Regions from separate parts of the Homo sapiens genome. Here all the other regions are linked to region 5. The links are chromatin contacts, found by Hi-C or POLR2A ChIA-PET in ENCODE. All regions are on one chromosome and are shown on one strand. The core of a region is the stretch at or near the end of the contact, and the rest is flanking DNA. Distances in the headings are between cores, read along the strand shown. Region 1 holds the start of PDLIM1 (PDZ and LIM domain 1). Region 2 holds the start of MARVELD1 (MARVEL domain containing 1). Region 3 holds the start of PI4K2A (phosphatidylinositol 4-kinase type 2 alpha). Region 4 holds the start of SORBS1 (sorbin and SH3 domain containing 1). Region 5 holds the start of TM9SF3 (transmembrane 9 superfamily member 3).

The links. Hi-C counts contacts between places; a loop is a spot of excess contacts on that map. ChIA-PET counts read pairs that join two places held with the same protein, here RNA polymerase II (POLR2A). Pooled maps may share reads with other maps.
Region 1: a pooled map shows a loop between it and region 5 (5-fold over the local background). The contact joins the promoter of PDLIM1 here to the promoter of TM9SF3 in region 5. A Hi-C loop is called at or near these places in 2 of 37 single-sample maps with no recorded cell type and 2 of 50 pooled maps.
Region 2: a loop to region 5 is called in a map of breast epithelium, with 23 times the contacts of the local background. The contact joins the promoter of MARVELD1 here to the promoter of TM9SF3 in region 5. A Hi-C loop is called at or near these places in 1 of 168 maps with a recorded cell type or tissue (breast epithelium). POLR2A ChIA-PET finds 5 or more read pairs at or near these places in 1 of 52 experiments (WTC11).
Region 3: a map of CD4-positive, alpha-beta T cell shows a loop between it and region 5 (4-fold over the local background). The contact joins the promoter of PI4K2A here to the promoter of TM9SF3 in region 5. A Hi-C loop is called at or near these places in 4 of 168 maps with a recorded cell type or tissue (CD4-positive, alpha-beta T cell, CD4-positive, alpha-beta memory T cell and naive thymus-derived CD4-positive, alpha-beta T cell) and 14 of 50 pooled maps.
Region 4: a loop to region 5 is called in a map of naive thymus-derived CD4-positive, alpha-beta T cell, with 8 times the contacts of the local background. The contact joins the promoter of SORBS1 here to the promoter of TM9SF3 in region 5. A Hi-C loop is called at or near these places in 2 of 168 maps with a recorded cell type or tissue (CD4-positive, alpha-beta memory T cell and naive thymus-derived CD4-positive, alpha-beta T cell) and 7 of 50 pooled maps.

What each region holds. Positions count from the first base shown.
Region 1 is chr10:95,289,665-95,292,364 of GRCh38, forward strand. It overlaps PDLIM1 (PDZ and LIM domain 1), which reads right to left and starts at 1,339. Exons shown (of 7, transcript NM_020992.4): 1 at 1,156-1,339. The coding sequence starts at 1,251. RefSeq lists an enhancer at 1-175 and silencers at 897-1,006, 1,027-1,126, 1,177-1,566, 1,617-1,696.
Region 2 is chr10:97,712,366-97,715,065 of GRCh38, forward strand. It overlaps MARVELD1 (MARVEL domain containing 1), which reads left to right and starts at 1,365. Exons shown (of 2, transcript NM_031484.4): 1 at 1,365-2,700. The coding sequence starts at 1,512. The coding sequence ends at 2,033. RefSeq lists an enhancer at 1,677-1,726 and a silencer at 2,037-2,256.
Region 3 is chr10:97,639,269-97,641,968 of GRCh38, forward strand. It overlaps PI4K2A (phosphatidylinositol 4-kinase type 2 alpha), which reads left to right and starts at 1,403. Exons shown (of 9, transcript NM_018425.4): 1 at 1,403-1,909. The coding sequence starts at 1,475. RefSeq lists silencers at 145-328, 1,493-1,722.
Region 4 is chr10:95,560,075-95,562,774 of GRCh38, forward strand. SORBS1 (sorbin and SH3 domain containing 1) reads right to left here and starts at 1,297. Exons shown (of 33, transcript NM_001034954.3): 1 at 1,246-1,297. RefSeq lists an enhancer at 880-1,642 and silencers at 1,127-1,236, 1,277-1,646.
Region 5 is chr10:96,585,640-96,588,339 of GRCh38, forward strand. It overlaps TM9SF3 (transmembrane 9 superfamily member 3), which reads right to left and starts at 1,373. Exons shown (of 15, transcript NM_020123.4): 1 at 1,095-1,373. The coding sequence starts at 1,196. LOC105378443 (a long non-coding RNA gene) reads left to right here and starts at 1,425. Exons shown (of 3, transcript XR_946220.4): 1 at 1,425-2,700. RefSeq lists a silencer at 1,033-1,602 and an enhancer at 2,481-2,540.

The sequences.
Region 1 (2,700 bases), core at 89-2,588, 1.3 Mb before region 5:
TATTTCCCTTTCTTCTCCACCCTTCCCCCAACCCCAAGTGAAAAAGAAGGATGTTTAGAAAGTCTGGGAGACAAGCTGAAGGGCAGCTTCAGCAGGCAGATGAGCCCAAGAATGGAATGTGCCGCCTACAGGCAAGGAGTGGCCATGGGTGGGGAGAAAGGGGACTTCTTTTTCTCCCTTTCCTCATTCGAGGTACTTACTGAGTCTCTTCTTGGTGCCCAAGCACTGAACGTGACATCTCTTAGTGGGACATCAACCTGTGTTTGGCCAGATTAAATGGCCAAAGCCCAGACCTCTGAACACTGAGTCTGGGTCTCCCTGGGGGTTTCACTTTATTAGGGGGGCAATGGTTCTGGTGGCCCCTGATTCAACGTGAGTCCTTCTAAAGATCCGAAGCCCCTCTTAGATTTCAAGCACCTCAACCCCACCCCAGGTGGACACCCCATCGCAGTATCTACTCATGCCCTGAGAAAAAAGGGCTGGTGCGGGGAGGGGAAAGAGATAATCTGGGAATGCTAGGAAGAATGACGGCGGGGCCACGTTCTGCAGAGGGGAGAATGACCAAGAGGGTTTACTTGAGTTTGTTTGTTGTGTTTATTTCCCGAATCCAGCACATTCTCCAAAAGCCATTCGAGGGGCGAGCCTCGGCCGTGGGTCAAGTCCAAAGAGCGTGTTTCGGTTGTTTTTTTAGGTTAATCCCACTTGCCCCCCACCCCAGTAAACTTCCCACCCACCCCACCTCACTTTCCAGGTCTTTCCTGTTGCGTTCGGCTGCACTGCGATCTGGGAAGAAGGGAGAAGTGCCATCTCCCAGCGCGCGGGATCTGCGGGGACCCTCGTCCCCTCGCTGGTTGACAAAGAACTAACACCCGCCCCGCCGCGCTTCCGGGGCCAAAGAACGAAAACTGCCTTCTTTTTTTCTGGCGGACACGGAGCGCGCCCGCGGCGGGCCGACCAGCCCGGGAGCGCAGCCTCCGCGAAGGGGCGGCGGGGAGCGGCGGGGCCCGGGCGCGCGGAGAGCGCTCAACTAACAGCGCACCTGGACGCGCCCGGCTGCGGTTCCGACTCCGTCCCCGACCGCGCCCGCGGGGCCCCAGTCTCCGCATATCACCTCCCATAGCGCCCCGCTTCCACGCACGTCCCAGCTGCTCTTACCCGGGAAATGGCGAGAGGCTGCTCGAAGTCCTTGCCGCCCACGAGGCGGAAGCCCCACGGCCCCGGGCCCTGGAGGTCTATCTGCTGGGTGGTCATGGCGCGGCTGTGGCGGGCGACGACCCGCGGGGACAGACGGGCAGGACGCGCGGAACAGCTTGCAGGGCACCCCCGGCGGCTGTCGGAGAAAGAGCGGCGCGGCGCGGGCCCGGGGAGCCTGGGGCTGGCGGGGGCAGGGCAACCGCGAGGGCCAGGGCGGGGGCGGCTCCGCCCAGGCCGCGTAGCCGCCCGCCGCCCCGCCCGTCCTCCCGCCCGCAGCCGCTCCCCGCCCTGCGCGCCGGCCTGGGGGCCCTGGCCCGGAGTCCCGCCGAGAGAGCGCGAGTCAGATGCGGGGCCGGGGCTCTCAGCAGCTCTGCCCGGGACCCCACACCGCCTCCCTCCCTCCTGTACGCACGGCCGCACCGCGGCTCTCGGGCCCGGGGCGGGTGCTAGGTGAGAGGGAAGCAGGTCCTGACAGCGAGACAAACTCGCGCCTCGTGCTTTGTAAAACGAGAAATTTGAAGTGCTGTGCCAAGTCAGCCCTCTGAGGTCGGCTCCGACTTCCCATTTGCTTTTTGTAATCGGTAATGATGTTTAAAAGGTGCTTTCGAACGATCTCATTTGATGCTGAGGCAACCGGGACGTTTAGTCCCATTTTACAGATGAAGTAACTGAGTCTGCTCAGTAGGTGAGAAGACTTGCCCGACGCTACACCACTCGTCAGCATCTGGACCACTGCCCGGGCCCAGTGCTGCAGAACCCCATCCTGGAACTTTTATAATGCTAATGAGACCATCACTCAGGTTATAACTGAACTTCAAGGCCTTCCTAGAAATCTTTCCTCCAGGCTGGAGTTCATGGTAGGTTCTGACCTCAACAGTTCAAACCTCAAGTTTGGGGCGGGCCAAGGGCCAAGTCAATGCAAAAGAAGAGCTGAGTCCGGGACCTGGATTCCCAGCCTCCCACCAGCTTCCTAGCCAGGCTCCCCCTGACGCCCTCCCGGTGGAGTGCATTCTCCACGCCGGACCAGACCATTTCTCATGCTGTCCATGGCGTCCCCACCTCACCACCAGTGAAAACCCAGATCCTTACAATGCCTACAAGGCCACCCCTAGAATGGCCCCAACTCCCTCTCTGACCCCAACTCCTCCTGCCCTTTCCTCACCTGCCCCCCAGTCTGCCAGGCTGTGCTCCTTGCTCCTAACTCAGGGCCTTGCCTCAGGGCCCTGTCTGCAATGCTGTTCTCCCAGACATCCCCACCACTCTCTGTCATTTTCTAGGGGCCGGACACGTGGCTCACGCCTGGAATCCCGGCACTTTGGGAGGCTGAGTCAGGAGGATCAGTTGAGCCCAGGAATTCTAGACCAGCCCCAGCAACACGGCAAGACCCTGTCTCTACAAAAAAATTTAAAAAAATAAAAATTAACCAGGTTTGGTGGGGCACACCTGTCCCAGCTTCTAGGGAGACTGAGGTGGGAGGATGGCTTGAGCCGGAGAGGTCAAGGCTGC
Region 2 (2,700 bases), core at 115-2,614, 1.1 Mb after region 5:
TGAAATAGGCCACACAGAAGAGACAGCTTCTGTCCTGTCTCAGTAGGGGAAGCAGTGTAACAAACATCAGGTCTGTCTTTTAGAAAGATGTCATGACCTGGCTTGGTGGTTCACGCCTGTAATCCCAGCACTTTGGGAGCCAAGGGGGACAGATCACTTGAGGTCAGGAGCTCGAGACCAGCCTGGCCAACATGGCAAAGCCCTGTCTCTACTAAAAAAAATACAAAAATTAGCTGGGTGTGGTGGCACTCGCGACTGTAGTCCCAGCTACTTGGGAGACCGAGGCAGGAGAATCACTTGAGGCCGGGAGGCGGAGGTTGCAGTGAGCAGAGATTGCTCCACTGCCCTCCAACCTGGACGACAGAACAGTACTCTACCCCACCGCCCCCCACCCCCCCCCCCACAAAAAAAAGGAAAAAGAAAAAAGAAAGATGCCATGGGCACAAAGGTTGAGCATGAAGGAGAGAAGAGAGACTGGTGGTAGTTACCAGCTTCCTGGTCTGAACCCAGGTAGGCTTCATTCCTCCTCAGCAAAATGAGGGGAGTTGCGTGTATCTCTGTGGTTGTTTTGAGGGTTAAATGAGAACTCAGGTAAAGCGGTGGCACGGAATAATAATAATGTAAAGCATCGTTAGCCTCCATCACAGGCAGTTCGGCCTAGTAGTTAAGTCCGTGGGCTTTGCTTCCTCTTGGCCCTGGGTTTGTGTCCCAGCCATGTTAGGTAGCGTATTTTGAATGTGGGCAAGACAGAAGGATGGCAAGGAAGGGTTGGATAAAAGAGGGTGTGGACAATAAGCTTGTGCCGAGTGGAACGAGTGGCGGTGCCTCTGGTGGGTGATGGACTCTTACTCCGACATGGGTAACTCGGACAGCTTTGGACAGGACGAGGCGGGCCCTGGCAGGAGACTGCGGATGTCCAGGTGACAGTGGATGCCAGTTCAAAACCAGCACTGCTCTCCTCCCGCGCCCAGGAAGAGCCCAGAGGCCCGGGGTGGGCGCTATGGCAGGAAAGAGGGAAAAGGAGGAGGCAGGGCGGGCAGGGGCGGCCCCAGATGTGGCAAACTTGGCGCAGCAGCGCACGGGCGGACAGGGCGGAAGGCCCGCGTCGGGCTGGGAGATGCGCCCTGCCCTGGCCCGAGGACGAAGGAATCCGAGCTGGGGGCCTGGCGCAGAGGGGAAAGGGGGGCGCCAGGGTGGTGAGCGAGATGGAAAGAGAGATGGCAGGAAGCCGGGAGGAGCGCGCGGGGGAGGAGACAGCCGAGGGGAAGGGGAAGGGAAAGGGGCGGGTGGGAAGGGTGGAGAGCTGGAGACAGAAGGCGAGGAGGGCCGAGGGGAGGAGAGAGGAGAGGAAGGGTGGGGAAAGGAGGAGAGGAAGAGAGGACTAAGAGGGGAGCAAGGCGAGGAGGCCGCGGCGGGCGCAGCGGGCACCTGGGCCGTGCTGCCCCCGCGAGCAAGGCGCCGCCATTCCGCTGCTCGGGGCGCCGCCGCCGCCGCCACCGCGCCCAGGGGCCATGCTCCCGCCGCCCCCGCGCCAGCCGCCGCCCCAGGCGCGTGCGGCCCGCGGCGCGGTGCGCCTGCAGCGGCCCTTCCTGCGCAGCCCGCTGGGCGTGTTGCGGCTGCTGCAGCTGCTGGCCGGCGCTGCCTTCTGGATCACTATCGCCACCAGCAAGTACCAGGGCCCCGTGCACTTCGCGCTCTTCGTGTCCGTGCTCTTCTGGCTGCTCACCCTGGGCCTCTACTTCCTCACGCTGCTGGGCAAGCACGAGCTGGTCCCCGTGCTGGGCTCGCGCTGGCTCATGGTCAACGTGGCGCACGATGTGCTGGCGGCCGCGCTCTACGGCGCCGCCACCGGCATCATGAGCGACCAGATGCAGCGCCACAGCTACTGCAACCTCAAGGATTACCCGCTCCCCTGCGCCTACCACGCCTTCCTGGCGGCCGCCGTCTGCGGCGGCGTCTGCCACGGCCTCTACCTGCTTTCGGCGCTCTATGGCTGCGGGCGTCGCTGCCAGGGCAAGCAGGAGGTGGCGTGAGGCCGCCCGCGCCCGCCGCGGCCCCGATCGGGGCGGGGGAATCCCCGGAGACCAGCCTCCTTAATCCCTTCCCCCGCCGCCGCCCCGCGCGGGTGCGCCCTGGCACCCTCTCCCTGCCCTCCAGCGTTTCCACTGTCGCCCGCGCCCGGGAACCCTGACGCTCAGCTCCCGCCCGACGGCAGCGCCGCCGCCGCCCAGAATCCCAGCCCAGAATCCCGACCGCCGCGCCGGACGCGCCGTCTCCCGGGACAAGCGCAGGCTGCGATCCGAGGGGCTGACACACACTCGCAGACGAGCCGCCCCGAGGCGAAACCTCGCGGTTCCTCTTCCCTTCCCTGCTGAGACTAAGACGTGGACAGGGGCCGCGCAGATCCGGGGGAGGCTCCCAAATTGGAACCAGGCTTCTGGCTGCCCCCTTCCCTCCCGCCCCGTGGTCGGAAGAGCACTCCCTTCCCTGGCCCCTCATCCAGCCTCCGGTGCTGTAAAACGCAGGCGCTGGGCCGCGGGCGGAGCTGAGGACAGGCCTTGGCTGGTCCCAGGATGAGCGACGAGTTTGGTTTTAGCTGGGGATTGTGCTGGCATCCTGCGAAGCTCCTCCCAGCCGGTCTCTCTGTGCTCGGTTGTCTTGGGGTGGGGCCCATCCGCCGAGGTGGGGACCGATAGGAGA
Region 3 (2,700 bases), core at 153-2,652, 1.1 Mb after region 5:
TTTCTTTATTTCTTCCTGCCCCTCTCCCTCTCCCTTTCTTTCTTTCTCTTTCTCTCTTTTTCTTTCTTTCTTGACAGAGTTTCTCACTGCAACCTCTGCCTCCTGGGTTCAAGCGATTCTCCTGCCTCAGCTTCCCGAGTAGCTGAGATTATAGGCATGTGCCACCATGCCCGGCTAATTTTGTATTTTTAGTAGAGACAGGGTTTCTTCATGTTGGTCAGGCTGGTCTTGAACTCCCGACCTCAGGTGATCCGCCTGCCTCAGCCTCCCAAAGTGCTGGGATTACAGGCGTGAGCCACTGTGCCTGGCGGGTTTTTTTCTTTTAAAAATTTTTTATTTTTTGGCTGCACTGTGGGTGGTTCACACCTGTAATCCCCCAGCACTCTGGGAGACTGAGGGAGGAGGATCGCCTGAGGCCAGGAGTTCAAGACCAGCCCAGGCAACATAGAGATAACCTAACTCTAAAAAAATAATAATAATATTTTAAAAAGAAATCTTCAGGGCTTCCTAGGAAAACCTGGAGGCAATTGTTAAGACATTTTATCCTGACTGGCTACTTCACCCATTACCTTCAAGTTCCTGCGAACTTGAAGTGTAACCTGACATTGTTACATCTACATTGGAAGTATGTTAGGTCAACTGAGATACGAATTTGGGATACAAAGTACAATGTATAGCCAATCTATAACTTGTTATTTTAATGTAAATTCTTGGTAAACAAGTTAGGAACTGCCTCTTTTCCTTTAAAAACCTACTTCCAGGCCAAGCGCAGTGGCTCACACCTGTAATCCCAGCACTTTGGGAGGTCGAGGTGGGCAGATCACTTGACCTCTGTCGTTTTTTTTTTGGAGACTGATCACTCTGTCTCAAAAAAAAAAAAAAAACAAACCCAAAAAACAAACCCCCCGCCCCAAAAAAAACGTTTCATCGAGGTAGAGCAGCAGCTTTGTTTCTTTGCTTCACTGCTGTCTCCCTAGCACTTAGAACATAGTACGTGCTCAATAAATGAATGAGTGCCTGACTGAATGAATGAGGATACATAGATGAGATTCCTCCAATCTCACAGCCGGTTCAGAGTAGGCACTCAATGAGTGACTGACAGGATAGTTGCTGTTTTGAAAGCGCCCAAGTCCAGTAAGCCAATTGGAAGCTAAGCGTGGCGCTGGTATAGTAGGGGCAGGGGGCGTGCCTGACCCAAGGTTGGGTCCTGGAGCATGCGCAGTCTTCACAGAAGGTGACGGGGAGAAAAATGCGGAGGCAGCGATTGCGTAGGAGCAGGTTCTGATTGGCTACTGTTCGCGCGCGAGGGGCCGTGCCTATTCGTAGCCAAGTAAACAGGGCAGGTTAGAGGCGGGGCCAAGGAGGCGTCGCGACCTGGTTGGCCGGCCGGGGCCTGGGGGATGTCACGGATTGGTCGCGGCCGCGAGCGCAGTGGTGTGGAGCGCGCCGGGTCCCGGAGCCGGCTGTCTGAGGGATGGACGAGACGAGCCCACTAGTGTCCCCCGAGCGGGCCCAACCCCCGGACTACACCTTCCCGTCGGGCTCGGGCGCTCACTTTCCGCAGGTGCCCGGGGGCGCGGTCCGAGTGGCGGCGGCGGCCGGCTCGGGCCCCTCTCCGCCGGGCTCGCCGGGCCACGACCGCGAGCGGCAGCCACTGTTGGATCGGGCCCGGGGCGCGGCGGCCCAGGGCCAGACCCAAACCGTGGCGGCGCAGGCCCAGGCTCTGGCCGCTCAGGCCGCGGCGGCAGCCCACGCCGCTCAGGCCCACCGCGAGCGGAACGAGTTCCCGGAGGATCCTGAGTTCGAGGCGGTGGTGCGGCAGGCCGAGCTGGCCATCGAGCGCTGCATCTTTCCCGAGCGCATCTACCAGGGCTCCAGCGGAAGCTACTTCGTCAAGGACCCTCAGGGGGTGAGTGCGGGGGTGGGGACCGCCGCCGCGGGCTGAGGGCCGGCGGCGCTCCTGGGGAGTTGGGGGCTTCGCACAGCCAGAGGGAAAAGGGAGAAACTTCACAGTACCAGCCCCTGGCAGGATTTAGGGATGCCACTGAGGACTGGAGCTGGGGACGCTCTGCGGAATGGAGAAATAAATCAGAACCTACTTGGTGGGGGAGGAGTGAGCGGAAAATGAAAAGAGGAAATTGACCAGATACGGGCCGGGGGCTCAGCGGTGTGGTGGGGCAATCCGCCGCTGGACAGAGACTGCTTTCTAGTAGGGTACTTAGCTTCACACTACTGGGACAGCTATTCGGCCGCCGACTTGCAGATTTGGGGCTTTAGGCCTGTTCTCTCTTTTTGGACCGACCGAACCAGTGTGTCGCTGTTCACGGAGGAGGATGGGTGACCTATCAGGGGATCTGAGAATTCAGTTCCAGCCTTCTATGTTGTGGGGGATGTCCCCTGCCACCGTCCCAGCTCTTATTAACAGACGTTGAAGAAAGAATGGGCGGACTCACCAGTTTCATCTGCCCTGGGTATTGCTCACTTCTGGGAAAGGGTTCAAATACTTTTTGACGACTCCAAAGTTTAGATAGAACTTGGAGTTTTAGAAACATGGGGCCATCAGCTACTTTTTCTTTCATTTCTCTCCCAGGGCTATCAACAGCCTGCTTTTCAACTAAGGCAGAGCGTTTGCCGACCTTTATTTTGTCCCCTGCCTGTATATAAAGGGGGATGGTTATAGGATGGGGCATGGAGTGACCA
Region 4 (2,700 bases), core at 47-2,546, 1.0 Mb before region 5:
GGGGCTGGGCGGGGGGGGGGGTGTTGAGGGGAGAGATGGAGTCAGAGGCCTGACACGCCAGATAGGTTCCATGATGTCTCTAGATGAACCTCCCTCCTATTGACGATGAAACCAATTCCAGCAATTTCAGCAGGTCGGCCCTGTGACAACAGGGGCATCCCAACGCTCAGTGTTTAAAACAAAAATCCAAAGGCTCGCCCAGAACATGCTGGGAAAAACCGAGGACTGAACAAAACGAGCCATGCTCAGTGGGATCCCTTCTGCTTTTACGTAGCAATGTAATAGCGTAATAAATTCTTGTCTGCCTGGAGAAAGCATGCACTGGTGAATTTCAAAGCCATCTTACGACAGCGGATGCATGGGGATGCAGAATTCGACAGCACATTCCCCCATGAAGGAAACATAATGACTTCAAGCCTCTTTCCCCTCTATCTTGAATGGCGCTACCACGTATCAAGGAAGCCACATCGGAAAGCAGCGAGGTGGTAGCAGGGGATGCCCGGGGAATTCGGAGAAAGGAGTTGCTTGCTGTCCATGTCGGTGATGAGCTGCCTAGCAAGATGCTGTCAGCCACTCGGGGAGAAGAAGGGGCACGGGCGGCACGGGCAGGCGCCGTGTCCCCGGCGCATACTAGTCCCCGTTCATTCAGGCGGGTCCGGCCAACCGCGTCGTCCTTGCGCCCCTCCCGCCGCCCTCTCCAGGGGATGCTGATGAATGAACACACCTGAGATGCCTCCATCCCGCCGCTCGCTCCCTCCGCCTTCCTCTGGCTGCTGCAGAGGTGCCCCTCCTCGGTAGTTTCACTTTACAGCACAAACCCATTCGGGCTTTGATGTCTCCTCCACCCACCCAAATTGCAGCCACCCTGAGACGGGCGGACATTCTCTCCTAGCAGAGGCCATGATCGTACTACCCCACACCCACCAAAAAAGGAAATTTAAAAACCCCCAACCCTGGAAGCCCCCAGATCCTCCGCACCCTGGGGAACTTTCCTTGAAAGACTGGGGATTCGCCGAGCAGGCAGGATGGACGGTTCGGCCGCGAGGGACCACCGCTTTCCCTGTGCCCATGGGGGGATGCTCTGGGGGAGGGGGTCCCCCAAGTCCCTCCAACAGCTGGCCCTTTAAATGCGCCTCCTCCGAGCGCGGAACAAAGGCGCCGCCCGCGGGGGCCGAGCCGCGCACACCCCCGGCGCTGCCGCCGCCGAGCGGGCAAGCGCGGCCGGGCGGGCGAGCGCGGGCTTACCTTGCTGGTCGCCGGGCGGGCGGGCTGCGCGCGTCCGCCCCACTCGCACTACACGCTGCAGCTGGCCCCGCTCTGTTTTTCTGGGACTCAGCGCTGACTTCACCGACACTCCGCGGACAACCAATGGGCTGCGGTGCCCGCCCCCTCATTAGCATGCCTCTGGAACCGTCCACTCTGGCAGCGCCCGGCCAGCGGGCGGTGCCGGGGGCGGGGCCGGGCCCAGCCGTGACAGGAAGGGGCGTGTGCGCGGATGGGAGGCGAAGAAGTGTCCGGCGCCCGGCTCCTGGCATTGTGAGCCCGCCGGCCTCCGCCGGTAACGGGCGCGCGGGCCTAGTAACCCTTTCCGTCCTGGCCGGGCCGGACGCTGGCCTGGCGCGCCTTCTGGTCCTTCGGAAGGGTCGCCCACGGGGAGCTTGGAAGGAACCTTAGACGTAAAATAACAGTGATAAGTTATTTAACTCCTGGGCCTCAGTTTACCCATCTGTAAAATGGCATAATAGTCCGACTTCGTAAAATCTAGTGAAGATTAACATAGTTAACATAGGTGATGCATTTTGATCAGTTCCTGGCCGTCGTGCTACATAAACGTTTGCTGTTGTCATTCGTGTGCTCTGTACCAGCCAGTGTGCTTAATGCTTCCCGGATATTTCCTCATTTGATCCTCTTAGCCTGATAAGAGAGGAACGATTACTAATCCATATTTTTCTAGTGAGAAAACTGAAAATAATTACTATTTTTATGCAGGAAAACTGAGGTGTAGTTTAAGTGGCTTGTCCGAGGTCACACAGCAAGTGGTGCAACCAGGATTTGAACCCAGGCTCTGAGATTTCACTCATGCAACACACATATATTTAGAGGCTCTGTGGCAGTGCTGGACCCCAGTGTTAACTGCAGAGAACAAGACAGGCAAGGCCTTTTCCCTTAGGAAGCTTCCATTTTAGTGGAGACAAGTAAATAAATAAGATCCTCTACAATGTGAAAAGTAGAGTGCATACAATGCAACAAGGTCATTGCAAGTGGGGGGAAGGCACCGTGTTAGATGGGGTTCAGAGCTAACCACTGTGCTATGCCATTCTCCTGACCTCCTCTAGTCCCCCTCAGAGTTACAGAAAAGGAAACAGAGACAGGGATCAGAGTGGGGAATCTGCTGGCCCAAGGTCGCAGAGCCAGCAAGTACTGGTCTGGAACTTGCTCCCTCCATGCCCAGCTTCCCACATCCCTGAAGATAAGACACTCGCCCTTTGGGCTGAGCACAACTGATTTTTGTCAGCTGCCCTTGCAAGCATCTTCAGCCAGAGCACATTCTCAGTGAACAGGCTGTGGGTGGCAGGGTAAAGACTGGCCTTGATAACTGCACAGACTGATCGGAAACTCATCAGCAAAGATTCTTAGATGTCAGGGAACGGTGACAAGTCTTTGGTGACCACCTGGTGTCCTCTGCTGTGTATTAAAAAA
Region 5 (2,700 bases), core at 123-2,622:
TGTTGATTACAAATAAAATCGGATCCATTAAATAGGTAAGGACGACTGCTTCATTTCCTCACTTACCAGAAATGACATAAGACTCCCTCAGATCGTTCTGATTTAGTACAAACACAGTCTCTCATAGAAACTCCTATCATTAATGGTAAAGGTATAAAAAACAATTACTCGTCAAGCAAACTCTCAATTTACCTGACCTTCCTGCCTTGCTCAAGTCTACCACTCTGAAAACCACAGTTACAGCCCTAAGTGAAAGCCATTTGAAGAGTCGTTCACATGCACGTTTTGATGTGAGAATACCAATTAAACAAACTGCCAATCACCTTTAGGCCAAATGCAAAAGGGACTGTTTCTGGCCCTGACCTGAAGACTGGGAAACGTCAAGACCCTTTACTGTCAGAAGCTGCCTTAGTTAGAGACTATCGGGATGGGGGTCTCACTTAGGGGCTGGAAGGTGAGGAGAAAGTTACAAGAAAGGCCTAGGAATTGAACGCGTGTAGGTTGGGTGCACTTACAAGTAAGTATAAACTGCTCTTCAATTCAAGTTTATTAATGCTGCCCCACCCCAGGGTTTTAATCCGGTCTGGGCAGAAGCGGGCGATAAAAGCCAAAGGAGACCATAAAGTGTAGGATATTTCCTGGTTAGTGGCTGCCGGGTAATCACGATGCATCCATCTTCCTCGGCGTCGCAGCCCTCAGTAGCCAGAAGGCAGTCTCCTTCCCTGGGGGGCAAAAGCCCCGAGCCCAGCCTGCCCGTTGCCCCGCTCCCGCGGTGGATGAACCTCAACCCTTCCCAGGCTCCTTCCTGGCCCCAGGGTCCCAGGAACCCCGAGACCCTGGGGTGCGGCGCCACTGAGGCCCAGACCGGGGGAAGGAGACCCTGTCACTCGGGAGCGGAGCCCTGTCCCGGGAGCGCACGGAAATGCCTCCTCCACGCTCCCAAGGTTCCTGCTCCGCCAGGCCCAACCGGAAGGAGTCCTCGGGCCGCAGTGGGGCACCACCGGGCCGCCGGGCACTCCAGGCTGCGTGGGGCCTGCCTCAGTGGGCAACTGGGGAGCTAGCCCGGGGCGGCCGCGCCGGCCGGGGCGCCTCACCGTGTGTTCGTGCTCGTCCGCCCGGGTCCGGGGCAGCAGCAGCAGCAGCAGCCACAGCGCGGCGGCCGCCGCCACGCCAAGAGCGCCAGGCAGCGGCCTCATCCTCCGCGCCCCTCCGGCCCGGAGCCGGCTCACCGACTCCTCCTCCCGCCGCCGCCTCCTCCGCCGCCGCCGCCTCCGCCGCGGCCGATTCGCATCCACGGGGCGCGGACAGACGCACGGGGCCCGGCCCAGCCGCTGCCTCCTCTGCCGCCGCCGTCGCCGTCACCGCCCGCTCCTGAGCCTCCCCCGCCCCCCGCGCCTCCTCAGCCTCTTCCTCTGACTCAGCCACGTCATCCGGCCACCCCGGCACGCGCCGGAAGTGCCTCGCGACGCGGGGCCGCCACCGCCGCCGGGCCGAGGGAGGGCCCGGCAACCGCCGCCTGCGCGCCGGCTGCCCCTCGGCTCCTGGGAGCCGCGGCGCTACGGGCCTGCCGAGCACTCGGGCGGGCGCCGAGCAGGCTGGGCCCCGGCGCAGTGGCCTAGCCTGGACCGCAAGGCCGAAGCCGCCTCCGGGCCGCGTCCCGGTGTTTCGGGTTGTGTAACCTTGGCCAAAATGCTTAAGCTTTTTTCCTGGCTGCCAAATGGGGCCGATCGTCTGACCTGCTGCCTCCGGAACTTGAGGGATCAGATCAAATAACCCTTTCCTGGCGCTCGTCTGCCGCTGTGAATGAATCACGGGCTCCTGTAATCACCGTTAGGAGAGATTGTTAAACTCGTACAGGGTTGGATGTTTTAAAGTTACTGAATATTTACTGGACCCCTACTGTTCAATCAAGACATGCTAAGTTAGCTTGCCATTCTTGTTCATTTATGTGTTTACTTAACTATTTCTGGGTCTCCTCTTCCCAGTCATAAATATCTCTTGGAGTGTAAGCTCCTCGGAGCAGAGATCCTGTTTCCGTATTTCCTGTACCTAGAACAGTGCCAGATCCGTAGTAGACACTGAAACAAAAAATCTTTAAAAAAAAAAAAATATACGAATGTGGCACCACCATTTACACAGGCCACTAAGCCAAAAATCTCGAACTTGTCAGATTGTCTCTTCTCAGCCATCAGCAGTCAACAAGTTCTAGCATTTGGTCTCTTAAAAGTGGTTCAAGAGTTTATTTTTCCTCTCCTTCCTCTGCCAGTACCAACCAGTCTTCCGTATCACTATGTATTGCAAGAGTCTCACAAGAAGATATCCATCACTGACTGATCTTCCTCCCGTTTAACATCCCCAACAGGTGCCAGGGTGATGTTTTTTTTATTCTAAAAAGAAACCAGATTATATCGCTCACTCCCTTGCTTAAAACAGTTCTTCAATGTTAGGTAAATAAATCATGGAGTCACCACGAGGGCGTTCATCTGCCAGGCACTATTCTGAACGATATTGGCTCATTAAATTCTCACAGAAACCCTATGCAGCAGGTACGGTGAAAATGTTCCTGTTACAGATGAGGTAACTGAAGCACAGAGAGCTTGAGTGGCTTGCTGAAACACCAGACCCACTCAGTCTGGCTCCATAATAGGTCTTTTTGCTGGTAATGATTTACCAACTATACAGCCACTTTAAAAAAAGGAA